2 separate regions of the Homo sapiens genome follow, and region 2 is linked to region 1. Evidence: chromatin contacts called from ENCODE Hi-C or POLR2A ChIA-PET data. All regions are on one chromosome and are shown on one strand. Each heading gives the region's core, a stretch centred on a gene start or an enhancer-like site at or near the end of the contact. The rest is flanking DNA. Distances are from core to core; before and after follow the strand shown.

What was found. A loop is a pair of places that touch in the nucleus more often than their neighbours do. ChIA-PET counts read pairs that join two places held with the same protein, here RNA polymerase II (POLR2A). Pooled maps may share reads with other maps.
Region 2: a map of chondrocyte shows a loop between it and region 1 (2.6-fold over the local background). The contact joins two enhancer-like sites. A Hi-C loop is called at or near these places in 3 of 168 maps with a recorded cell type or tissue (adrenal gland, chondrocyte and stomach), 1 of 37 single-sample maps with no recorded cell type and 1 of 50 pooled maps. POLR2A ChIA-PET finds 5 or more read pairs at or near these places in 2 of 52 experiments (H1 and OCI-LY7).

The regions. Positions count from the first base shown.
Region 1 is chr15:82,119,121-82,125,535 of GRCh38, reverse strand. No RefSeq gene overlaps it. Among named protein-coding and RNA genes, the nearest start is that of LINC01583, 34 kb to the right of the region's middle. Within about 2 kb of position 2,620, at least 3 of the 41 ENCODE cell types and tissues checked have a DNase peak (open chromatin) inside an H3K27ac peak, as active enhancers do.
Region 2 is chr15:82,174,005-82,180,419 of GRCh38, reverse strand. All of the region lies in intron 15 of EFL1 (elongation factor like GTPase 1), which reads left to right. It also overlaps the pseudogene RNU1-77P. Among named protein-coding and RNA genes, the nearest start is that of EFL1, 86 kb to the left of the region's middle. Within about 2 kb of position 3,004, at least 3 of the 41 ENCODE cell types and tissues checked have a DNase peak (open chromatin) inside an H3K27ac peak, as active enhancers do.

The DNA.
Region 1 (6,415 bases), core at 1,371-3,870:
GCCCTTCATTCATTCATTCCTTGTGAATCCCCAGCAGTTACTGGTGACAGCTGAAAGAGGAGCTACTGGGAAGTGCTTAGCAGCACCATGTGGGCTTGACCTAGCAAGTGTTGAACAAGAAACAATTTCTTGTCTGCATGGCCCTCCCTGGCATTCCCAGTTCCTGAAACAACCCTGCCCCCAACTCCCTCTCTCCCCTCTGCTTTGGCAGCGGCACCCAACGCTACTCTGGTACTCAAGGTACCCACGGCTACCTTGCCTCAGACCTAGAAACTTTAAACTCTGCTGTGCTTCATTCTCACCTGTCTTCCCACAACTGCCAGCCCACCATTTCTCTCACCTTTTTATCCCCTTTTGGCTTCATTTTCTTTGCTCTTCATTCAGCCTGGACCCCAATACCAGTCTGTCCAAAGGCTCACCAACACACTGATCTTCATCTTCCCCATCCAGCCACGCCACTCAACACAGCCATCTCCCCACACTGACTTTCTTGGAGGCACCTGTTGCCTTCATTGCCAGAGCCAAAGTTTACTTTCAGTCCCCTGCCACCTCTTCAGTACCTCTGCCACCGTGGCCCCTCCCTCCTTTCAAAGAGCAGGAGGGCCAGGAAGCCATAGAGGAAGCAGTTCATAGAAAGGTAGTATGTGTGGGTGCTGTAGTCATTCAGGAACAGCCCCCAGGGCACCCACCACGTGGGGCAGCACAGGCAGCCTGGTGCCCAGTGAATTGAGCCCAGCAGGAGGAACCTGATGAGCAGCACCCGCAGGGACAGGAAAGGACCAGAGCCTTCTAGGAAGGTGACAGTGGGCTTCAAGGCTGAGGGGGTAAATCTCTACAGTGGATGAACAGCCCCTGCCCTGGCCTGATTGGACATTTGGAGGCAACCGATATATCAGTAATGGCTTTCAAAGCCTAGTCTAGAGGAGCTCACCTCCGCACATGCCCACCCCACCCCCAAGCTGAACAGTTCCCCCTGCAGGACGTCTGCTGCTATAGAGAAGAGAGGCTGTAAGAGGGGGACAAGGGCCAGGGAGCTGCCCTAGACCAGACTCCAAGGGACCGATGCCAAGTTGTACAAAGTCCATTGGCAAAGGACTTGAGAGGTGGGAGGGACATTTTGTTAAATTGGGGCCCCTCGATACCTGTTGGATCCTAGGTTTGAGTTATTCATATCTACAGTAACTCTAAGTTTTCTCCTTTGCAGTAGGCAGGAGGGGAGACCCTTTGGAAACAGCACCCTGCTTTGCTTTCGGGAAGTCTTATCATCTCTACTCAGTCCATGAGGTTTGCGTGGGTTTGACAGTACCACACCTGCATGTGATCCAGGCTTGGACAGTCACTCAAGTCCCTTGGTATCAATGGAATGGACATGTGACCCAAGATGGTCCAGTGAGTGTCAGCCTCAGGGCTTGTGGGAAAGAAGCACCACAGTTTTGGTTTTTTGTTTTTGTTTTGTTTTTGTTTTTGTTTTGTTTGAGAAGGAGTCTCACTCTGTCACCCAGGCTGGAGTGCAATGGTGCAATCTCAGCTCATTGCAAACTCCGCCTCCTGGGTTCAAGTGATTCTCCTGCCTCAGCCTCCCAAGCAGCTGGGACTACAGGCGCCCACCACCACACCCAGCTCATTTTTGTATTTTTAGTAAAGAGGGGGTTTCACCATGTTGGCCAGGGTGGTCTCAAACTCCTGACCTCAGATGAACTCCCCGCCTAGGCCTCCCAAAGTGCTGGGATTACAGGCATGAGCCACTGCACCTGGCCATACCACAGTTTTTTATTAAAACTGCTATGTCAGTAAAAACACCTGGGCTGCTGGCAGCCATCTTTGTCACATGACATGATCCTACTAGAGAAGGAAGCTAGCATAGGAAAGTAGAGCTGAGAGATGAGGAGGGACCAATTTCTGATAGCATTGTTTTGAGCATCTGAATTCTGTACCTTACCCCTGGACTTTTAGTTTCATGAGACAATAAGTTCCCCTTTTGTTTGTTTAAATCAATTTGAGATGAGTGTCCATCACAAGTAATGAAGATTCTTGACCAATATAACACCTTTGATCATGCCACCCGCCTGCCCAAAAATGTTTGGTGGTTCCCCATTGTCCCCACACCCTTGTCCTGTCTCCTCTTCATCTTTCAAAATCTGTCTCTAGTGCCATCTTCATTAGGATGTCACCTTCCCTGTGGCTAACCAAACTTGAGCTTATCTTTATCTGAAGCCCATATTATTTTTATCTATTTTATGGTATCCAACATGTTCTGATAAGTGTAGTAGTGATTTGTGTATGGATCTTACCCCATCTACTTATTTGAAAGCCCCTTGAGTGTAAAGATTTTCCTACCATTCTGTGCCTTGCTCAGCAAACCCTAGTAGACGTGTAGTGACTAGGCTACGAATATACATGTAGTCAGGTAAAAGTACATCAAAAACACAGGTCTCCTGGCTCCCATTCCAGTGCTTCTCCCAGTATGTCACGCTTACTGAGGGAAAAGTCTGAGTAGTCTGGACAAGTTATAAAGCAGGATTCTCAAAGTGCAATCCCCTGACCAGCAACATCGGCATCATCTGGGAGCCTGTGAGTCATGCAGATTCTCAGCCTTCACCTCAGACCTCCCAGATCAAATTCTGGGTGTGGGCCCAGCAAGCTGTGTTTTAACAAGCCTTCCAAGTAACTCTGACACATGCTCCAGTCTGAGAACCAGTGCTGAGATTTCAGTTGACATTTACATAATATATTTCCTTTTTGAAATGTTTAACTACTTCATGATTTACAGATAAAAATGCACACTATTCATCTTGAGTCTCATGTTAAGTAAAATTTGCAAGGCGTCATTTGGGTAATTAATTTTCTTCCACTTCACAGTAGATACAGAAATTCTTAAGTCTTTTTGAATGTATACACGGTTATTTTAGGATTGGGATTCTCAAACTAAAGGTGAGAGAACTCACAAAAAAAAAGTCTATTTAATTTTTTAAAGAGCATCCATATAGTGTTCATTCTGGGCAGAATGTTGATGGACAGAGGAAGGAGCTGTTTGCCTTTCAAACCCAGTAGGGACCAGAAAGGGAGGAACGGAGTGTCTTTACCAGCTCAGAGATCTGGGGCACTTATAAAAGTACTTTTAAGGAGAAAGGATTGAATCAAACGGAAAAGGTTGTTTGAACATCAGATTTAGATGTTTCCTTTTTTATTCGCCCTAATTCAAAAAAAAAGTGACCTTATGAGCTGTCTAGTTGTGAGTTTTTATACCCCCCTCCCTTCTTTTATCTTTTTTTTTTTTTAAGAAAATATCTAGAAAAATCAGTGCTGGGGAATTTTTCTGTCACGTGTTTCATGTGAGATCATTGAAAATACACTTCATTTCATATACTTTTTCTTTCAAAGGCATTTTCTTTTATTCAAATAACTTCACTTTTGAGAATGTCAATTACAGGTGAATTCATTTGGCTGTTTTCAGAGGCTTTGAAGTATTTTTTTAATTGCCAACCCCACCCCCAGTTGTTCCAAATTAATAGGATTTAGCATTTGGAATGGAGTTTGATACAGAAAAAGTGGTGATCACTGGTCAACTCTTTCTCTGAAAAAGGCAGAAGTACTGTCAAGTCTGAGACCTCCTGGTCTCTGGGCTTGTCTCTTTGAGAGCTAATTTCCTCCTCTGAAAAGGTTAAGATTTCCTAAGTAATGTGCAAGGAGCCCTACTCAAATGTAACCTGAATTTGCCAGTCTGACAAGATCACTGGCCTAATGGCCCTGTTAATGTAGGACCTCCCGCCCCTTCCTCCCACTCCCAAATATTTCAGGGGGCTCCCGAGGGTGTCCCACATAGGCTCGTGATCAAATCTGCTTTCTCTGGGCACTGTTCTAAAGGGGCACCACTGCTCCTACCCCTCCCCAACCTGTGGCTTCTTCACTATTTCTCACTGCACCCCAGTCCCTACCAGCTTTTGCTATCCCATGCTGCTGCCAGAGCTGTGGAAATGGACTTTTTTTTTTTTTTTTTGTCTTTTCCCCTTTGCATTGTATTGGTGAAGTCTCAAAGCAGTGGGCTCTGTGTTGCAAGGATTTATGGAGTTTTGAGTGAATTGGCATCTTGGTACTTGCTCTCTATTAGAATCCAGAGAGGTGTCCTTACAGCCCAACTTGGGACAGATTCAAATAGTATCAGCTATACTCAAAATTATTGCTCCCTTCTGTTACTCAGCCAATTGTTTGCCACCTTCTCATTGTATCTGTTTCTCCCAGAAGGTCCCTCAGAATCCCCAACAAATAGACTTTTTTAGGTCCTGTCCCACCATCCATCAGGCAAGCCCAAGCAAGCCTGCACCTCGGCAATAAACAACCTGAGGTCTCCTAAACCCGTGTGGCTCAAATTTGGCTGCAGATTTGAATGACCTGTGGAGCTTTAAAAATCACTGATGCCTGGATTTTACTGCCAGAATTTCTGATTTAATGAGTTTTTGGGTATGGCCTGGGCATCAAGAGATTAAGAGCTCCACAGGTGACTCTAATGTGGGACCAACTTGGAGAACCACTGCCCTAAGTACATGTCCTCTCATTTATCACAGCCATCCCACTAAGTGGCCGCTGTTTATTACCCAGTCTCCAGAAATTGAAGCCCAAAGAGATGGAGTTACCTTTCCTAGGGTCACACAGCCTAGTAAGTAGAGAAATATATCACTTAGAACTCTGTTCGACTGTATGGGACAAAAACCTAAGTACGAGTCTTCAGCAAGATGTTTGTTCCTCTCACATAAGAGAAATCTGGCGAGGCTGTTCAAAACTGGTAGGGTGACTGACTACAGAGTCATCAGGGACCCAGGTTCTTTCTGTCTTTCTGATGCACTGCCCTACAGACGGCTTCCATCCTCAAGTTTGCTCGTGATTTGTGGTGGTGACTGGAGCCCTCAACTTTACTTCGATATTTTGGGTAGGAAGGGCAAAAAGGTCTTCAGCTGAGACAACCCTCTGTAAAGTCTTCCAGAAGCCCCACCAACAACTTTAATTGACATTCCATTAGCTGCCCAGGTTACGGTGGGCAAGGTAAGTTGGGAAACATGTCCATTTTAGAGTTCATTAGTGGGGAGAAGGGCAGCATGGTTATTAGCTAACCAGCAGTCTTTGCCCCACTGAGCCCGGTTGCTAACTCAGATCTGACTCTGTCCAGGCTCTTCAAAATCAGTTATTAGGATTTAGTGAGACAAATTAACATTTTAAAATAGCTTGTAGAAAGTGTATTTGGGATCATGCTCTTGGTTTCATATTTGCTCTATGCAGTGCCCTGAAAAGTTTAGTCTGATTCACTTTTAATGATCAAAATATTTTCAGACCTGCAACTTTAACCATTAAAAGGAATCTCAATTTCCAAAGCAAATATAAGATAGGAGTTTTGGCATCAGTTCTGAACAGCTTAATTTGGCTCCTTGCTATATGTGTAGCTCCTTCTAAGGAGACCCCCCACAACTGTCATTATATTTTATAATACGGTGGTAGCATTGGCTACATGGATGTCCATCGAGTTCATCCATAGGTGGCAGCAGGGTGAGGATTAACAGCTGGACATGATATCAAGGGAGCTAGAGAGGAGCTGGACATTGTGGGCAACTGTATTCTCTGACTCTGACAAGCAGCGTTGGGAAGAGGCCCTGCCCAATTCAGTAATATGTGTTAAAATGTAAGATAGTCATATGCTTTAACCTAGCCATCTTTTTAGCAGTCTCTCCTACAAAACCATGTACACAACACAGATATATCCAAACCAGGCTTTGTATGATAGCTCCCAAATGGAAGAATTCTCTCAGTGGAGAATTGCTTAAACTATGATACATTTGAACAGTGGATCACTAATAGCCATTAGAAAGATGGAAGATCTCTACTTAATGATACAGAATTTAAAGATATATTGAAATGTAAAAAGCCAAGTTACAAACTATATTTTGTTTGAATTCATTTTTATTATGTATTTATAATATATGCACACATTGTTAAATGCCTAGAAGCTGGGTGCAGTGGTGCATGCCTACAGTCCCAGCTACTCAGGAGACTGCGGTAGGAGGATCACCTGAGGCCTGGAGTTCGAGGCTGGTTGTGTGCCTATGATCACACCTGTGAATAGCCACAGCACTCTAGCCTGGGCAACATAGTGAGACCCCACCTCTGAAAAATAATAAGTAAGTAAATGTCTAGAAAAACTCTGAAGATACATTCACAAACCTGTTGAATTTATCGACTATGGGTTTAATTAGGGAGCACTTTTTCTTTCTACATAATTTTTTTCTATACAGTTTTACTTTTGCACATCCAACATATATTACTTTGGTAATCAGAATCATATAGTCATGCATCACTTAACAATGGGGATACGGCCAGGCACGGTGGCTCACACCTGTTATCCCAGCACTTTGGGAGGCTGAGGCGGGTG
Region 2 (6,415 bases), core at 1,755-4,254, 54 kb before region 1:
TTATTGTGGTGGTGGTTGGCTGGTTTTTTTTGTTTGTTTTTTTTTTGTTTTTTTTTTTTTGCCAGTTTAATCGCAGTTACTGCTTCATTTTAACCAATATGTAACACAAATTGGGTTCACTCATTCAACAAATATCTGTGGAGGATCTGCTAGATGCCAAGCATAGCAATTCTGGTGAGTATCTGAGTAGAGAGACAGTAAGGCCATAGTGAGTAGGAGTTGGGGAGTGGGGACGGGGAAGAGTTAAGAGATTAGAGAAAAGAAGATAGCATAGCTGGAGGTGCTGAAGCAACACCTGAGGTCTTCCTAAGTGTGATCAGTAGAGGTGTGGAAGCTGGGATAGAATAGAGTTAGTACTCTCTCACAGTTTCCTTGCCTGATTCTATTTAGATTGTCAAGGTACTTAGTCCCTCACTTAGTTCCAGTCAATGTTAGTTTTAAACCAGTTTTACCTGTAGGGAGATATTTGTAGACCAGGGACCTAGTATTTATTTGCCCAGCACTTTTGCTCTTCTGTAAGGATGATTCAGGGTTTAGATACTGGTCTCTTTGGAATTATTGTTTCACCCTCTCCACCTTGATGTCCCCGCCCCCCGCCCCGTTTCTGTGCATACCCAGCCATATAGAAGTGAGGGTGGACCCCTGCCTCTTTGTCCCCACCAGTTAGTCCAACTCCCTTTTCCTTCTCTACCAGCCACATTTGGCATTTTTACTTTTCTTTCAGTGGAGGGAGGGAGGGCCACTGTGAAGGAGATTTCAATGATTGTGGAAAGGAGAGTATATATTATGACTTAGCCTTAGAAAATATAGCCTTCTTATCTGGGAGATACTGAGGAAACATGGTACAGAGGAAAAAAAGCTGTGGTCTAGAAGTCAGGAAAACTGGGCTCTCTCCAGAACTGCCAGGGATTGTCTGGGATGAGCCTTTCCCCATGCTACCCTCAGATTCCTCATTAGTAAAGTAGGTGCAATCTAAGTTGGGGTTTACTTTTTTGTCATTCTGTCTTTAAAATCAATCAGAGACAGTGCTGTTTTACAAGCAAACTATAAAACTTGCTTGCAAAGCTTTAAAAAAAAATTCATGTTAACTAAAACAGACCATTTTAGAGATGATTTTGTTTACCTGATGAGGTACTGGGTCTGGAGACCTGACTGCTTCCATATCTCCCTGAAGGCTTTTCTCATTACCTGAGTATACTAGGAAGTATTGCCACCTCTTCTGCTACCTAAGCCAAATCCAATGAGCCATTCTTTTTTTTATTTATTTAATTTGTTAGAGAGAGGGTCTCACTCTGTTGCCCTGGCTAGATTGCGGTGGCACGATCATAGTTTACTGTAACCTCGAACTTCTGGGCTCAAGTAATCCTCCTGCCTCAGTCTCCTAAGTAGCTGGGACTACAGGCGTGTGCCACCATGCCTGGGTAATTTTTATTTTTTTATTTTTTATTTGTTTTGAGACAGAGTCTTGCTATGTTTCCCAGGCTGGTCTTGAACTCCTGGGCCTCCTTCCTCAGCCTCCCAAAATTCTGGGATTATAGGTGTGAGCCACCATGCTAAGCCCATTTTCTTTATGGAGAATAGTAATGCAAACAGTTAAGTACCAAGGATTAGCTTCAGTATAGACTGTGTTATTTTCTAGGGTTCAGAGGAGGGGCATGTCCAGAGAATTGGTAGAATGAGCTCTTGAAAGTGATTGGGATACCTCCTGGAATGAAATTCCTCCTAAGGGAGAAGAAACCAGGCATGACAGGGTAATCCAGTAGTCAAGCCTTAGTCTCAAGAGGGAGGAATGATGTGCTGCCTGTCACTTGATTTGCCTTTTGGCCCAGCCCTATTGCTCCGCTGATTGAGACCTTTGGAAGGCAAGAGTAAAACCTGAAGAACTGACCTCTGTAAGACATTGGGTCACCACAATGCCTTTTTCCCTCTAAGAGAGTGAAGCACAAGGAAGGAGCATTTCCACTACTCCAGAAACTACTGCAGAGTTTGGGCACCCTGACAACCCTAGTGTTCATGTATCTATGGCAAGTGTGAGCTCGTGGGCCCATGAGGAATTTCCACTAGGATGCCCAGATTAGTTGATAGACACATTCCAAATAAGGCCCCGTATGAACTGGTGTGGACAGAGAGCCAGTGTGATTTGGTGGTTATTATTAATCAGACTTCACTGGTAGTCATAGGCTGGGAAGCCTTGAAAAAATTGTTTACATTAGTCTGTCTTGTGAAAGCTTCTTCAAAGATGCTCTGTCAGCATGTTAGCTTTGTATTACAGTGGAATTCTTTAGTTTGTTGCTGATAAATCTAAAGAATGCTTATTGAGAAAAGACACCTGAGTATCCCTGATAGAGTAAAGGGGCTTCCCCTGAAAATCCCTTATGACTCTTCTATTTGGGGCCAATTAAAAATGACAATCTTACCTCACAGTATTTTTGGGGTCTTTATTCAGAGAGTCACATATGCAAGACCATCACATTCCATACTATGGAAATCATCAACTTGAAATAACTTTCACATTATTTTCCTAACCTACATTTTGCAGCACTTTCTCTCTGGTTTTCTCAGAGCCAAAGAAATATTTCCCATGATGTGAGCTGAGATTATTTTACTCTGCTAGTGGTTAGATTTTGGCAGTGGTAGATGGTAAAAGTGGAAGGAGACACTTGAAAATTCTTTGGGTAGTGTGTTGGATGTTTTTTAATAAATAAATAAAGGCAGCAGTAGAGAAGCATGTGGTGCTGGGACTTGTTTTGCTTTCCCAAAAAATGAAGCAGACCAAAATCAAGGAACAGTTTTCTGAGCCTTTTTGAGCGTCTTCCAATGGGTATTTAAAAGACCAAAAACTTCATGTGAACCACAATGTCAGGAGCCAGAGGGTAGACAGAAGTATGCAGCCAGGAGGAGGCTGTTTACACGCACTTGAATAAGGAAGTGATTTGGTTGAGGACAGACCTGGCCAGGAGAATCAGTGTAAAGACTTCGCAATGAAAGCCACATTTTATTAGTCATTAGAGGATGTGGAGAAAAAAGATACAAGGAGATGAACCATGTGCTCTCCCCTTTGCTGCCAGTTCTTTTTTAAAGGTTCTGAAATGGTTTATTTTTATTAGTTGCAGTTATTAGCATCTCTAAAAGACTCAGAAACACTTAAAATACCCATGTAATTTGTGTCAAATAACATTTTAAGTATACTTATTGATGCATAAGATGCACATAGAAAAGTATGCAAATCTTAAATGCACAGCTTGATGAATTTTCATAAACTGAACATATGCCAGTGTAACTAGTACCCAGACCCAGAAACAGAACCTTACAAACATCCCAGAAGCCAAGCTCCTTTCGAATTACTGCCACCGCACCCCTTCACCCTATTAGATTTACCTGATTTTAAGCTTTATATATAGAATGTGCTCTTGCATTGGGCATTTTTCATTTAGCATTCTGTTTATGAGGTTCATCCATGTCATGGCACATGGTTGTGATTTGCTCATTCATGTTACTGTGTTGTGTGACTACCAGTTTATTTATCCACTCTTCTGTTGGTGGATATTTAAGTAATTTCCAGTATTTGACTATTATGAATATTGTCACTTTGAATATTCTTATACATGTCTTTTGGTTAATGTGTCTGCTTTCTGATGGAAGAGAAATTATTGGGTCATAGAGTAGGCATATGCTCAAGCTTAGTCAATGTACCACTTTATGCTTCCACCAGGGGTATCTGAAAGTTCCAGTTGCTCTGTATCTTTGTCCATACTTGTTTTTGCTTTCATTCGAGTCATTTTTGTGTGTATGGGGTAGTATATTACGTAGATTTTGCTGGTGACTAGAGAAGTGAAAGGTCCTTTTCATTTATATATTGACCATTGTTGTTTACTGATTTGTGGGATGCCTGTTAAGTCTTTACCCACTTATAGATTCTCTGCCTTTTTTGTATTGATTTATAGGCATTCTTTATATATTCTGCATAAAAGTCCCTGGATGGGTATATGTATTGCAAATATTTTCTCCTTTGCGAGTTATCTTTCTGCCATCTAATGATGTCTCTTGATAAACGGAAGTTCTTAGTTTTAATATAATCTAATATTTTTCAATTTTTTCTTTTACGACTAACGCTTTTTGTGTCTTGTTTAAGAAATCTGCTTATTCCAAAGTCATGGTGATATTCTATGTTGTTATTCCATAAGCTTTTTTTTGTTTTACTTATTGTATTTAGATCTGCAATCCGTCTGACATTGGTTTTTGTAACAGAGGTCAGGTGGGAGTCAATGTCAATTATTTTTTTCAATCAGGTATCTGGTTGACTTAGAACCATTATCACATCCCCACTGTACTGCAGTGTCACCATTGCCAAATATCAGTTTGTGTAGTTTACATCTTCAATAATGGCAGCTCTTTAATTCAAAAATTATAGTAGCTTGTGTCTAATAACTTTTCCTGGTAAAAATTATAATTTTTTGGTTTTAAAAGATTACTTGTAATCTCAATACTAGCATTCCTACAGTTTGTATTTTAGTTATTATTATTCTATTTTTATATCATCCTATTTACATTGAATTACATATTCTACTTTATTTCTAAGTAATCTTCAAAATTCAGTTTTTAAGATGTAGTCTTGCTCTGTTGCCCAGGTCTTGAACCTCCTGGGTTCAAGCAATTCTCCCACCTCAGCCTTCCGAGTAGCTGGGATTACAGGTGCCTGCCACCTTGCCGGCTAATTTTTGTATTTTTAGTAGAGACGGGGTTTTGCCATGTTGGCCAGGCTGGTCTTTTAACTCATGACTCCCAAAGTGCTGGGATTACATGCGTGAGCCACTGCACCCGGCCAATACTGTGTTTTTATAACATAAAATTAAAACCCATAACTACTGTAGTATAAAACCCCATTCATATTGAAAATGGTATTAATACCAAAAATTCAACCTGTAGTTCTGGTTATTTCATTGATCTACTAAGTAAGAAAGAAAATGTGAAGGTTGTATTTTTTCAGTCCACAATAACAGAACTGCTTCTGTTCTTGTGCTGCTTCTCACCAGGAAGTAATGCGTGCCCTGGAAAAGATAACTGGCTTGACTTGAAATGATCTGTATTTGCTTAAAAATTAGTTAACATTCTAATATTGTTACTTTTGCCTAATATTGTTACTTCAAGTAAGCTGTATCAGTGTCATAGTCAGTACCTGTGCCACATCAAGATGCAGACGTAGGGCAATAGTCTCAAAAATCCCAAGCTTTTGAAGCTTGGGATTGGAATAAATACTCAGTAATAATGTGACTGCACTGTAAAAATGCTTCAGGAGCACTTACAATAAGAAAATGTGAGAAAATAGAATGTGGGATTTCTGTCTTCATCTCTGTCTCCCCTGTGGTGCACAGCATAAGTTTATAAGTATTAGTCATTACTAGACACTTAATGAAATAAATCTAAAAAGCACAGAAGACATATGACATATTCTTTCAGCAACTGTTCAGAGCCTGCGCTCAAGGAAATCATAGTGTACTAGAGTGTAAGATTCTACAGGACCCTCCAAATTCCATAATTCCTGAATTGACTTCGTAGAAAATATTAACCTTTGGAAAAGTGATCATTGCAAATGGTAAAGGACACAGGAGTGGCATCGGGTGATGCAGGCCCACATATAATTCCACGGTGGCCTGTGAGTAGATCTGGAGATTAGGGTTTGGCAGTGGGACTAAGGTTCAACACAGCCTTCTTAAACTGAAGGCTAAGACTCCTCACTCTCAGAACCTTGGTTAACCTCAAGAAACATTCCAGTTCCCTATCAGATAGGAATCCAAGACTCCCTCTGTGGACACCAGGCACCATGAAATCCAAGTCTGGCAATCCAGAGGTGAGACCACAGTTTCAGTTTCTAGGGTCTAAATTGATTAATGCAAATGTAATCCATTTACAGTATAATCCCAGGTTCATTGCCCTGTGGTAATTCAAACAATGTGAGCATTCAAGGCACAGAAATAACAAAAAGGCTTTTTTTAACTTCTAGTTATTTTTAAACATTTTTTTTTAATCATCATAGGTACTTACTTGGTAGGGGAGATACCAAGATCACAAAGTTGGTTTCCCAGGGCGAGGCTTATTCAGTACACTCCAGGTGTGCTGACCCCTGCGATTTCCCCAAATGTGGGAAGCTCTACTGCATACTTTGTGGTAGAGAGAACTGTGTTCGTGCTCTCCCCTTCTCCCCTGACATAAATGGTTTTTTTTTTCCTTTTTTGAGAGGAGTCTCGCTCTGTCACCCAGGCTGGAGTGCAGTGGCACCAACTCGGCTCACTGCAAACTCCGCCTCCCGGGTTCACGCCATTCTCCTGCTTCAGCCTCCCAAGTAGCTGGGACTATAGGCTTCCGCCACCACCTCCGGCTAATTTTTTGTATTTTTAGTAGAGGCAGGGTTTCACCA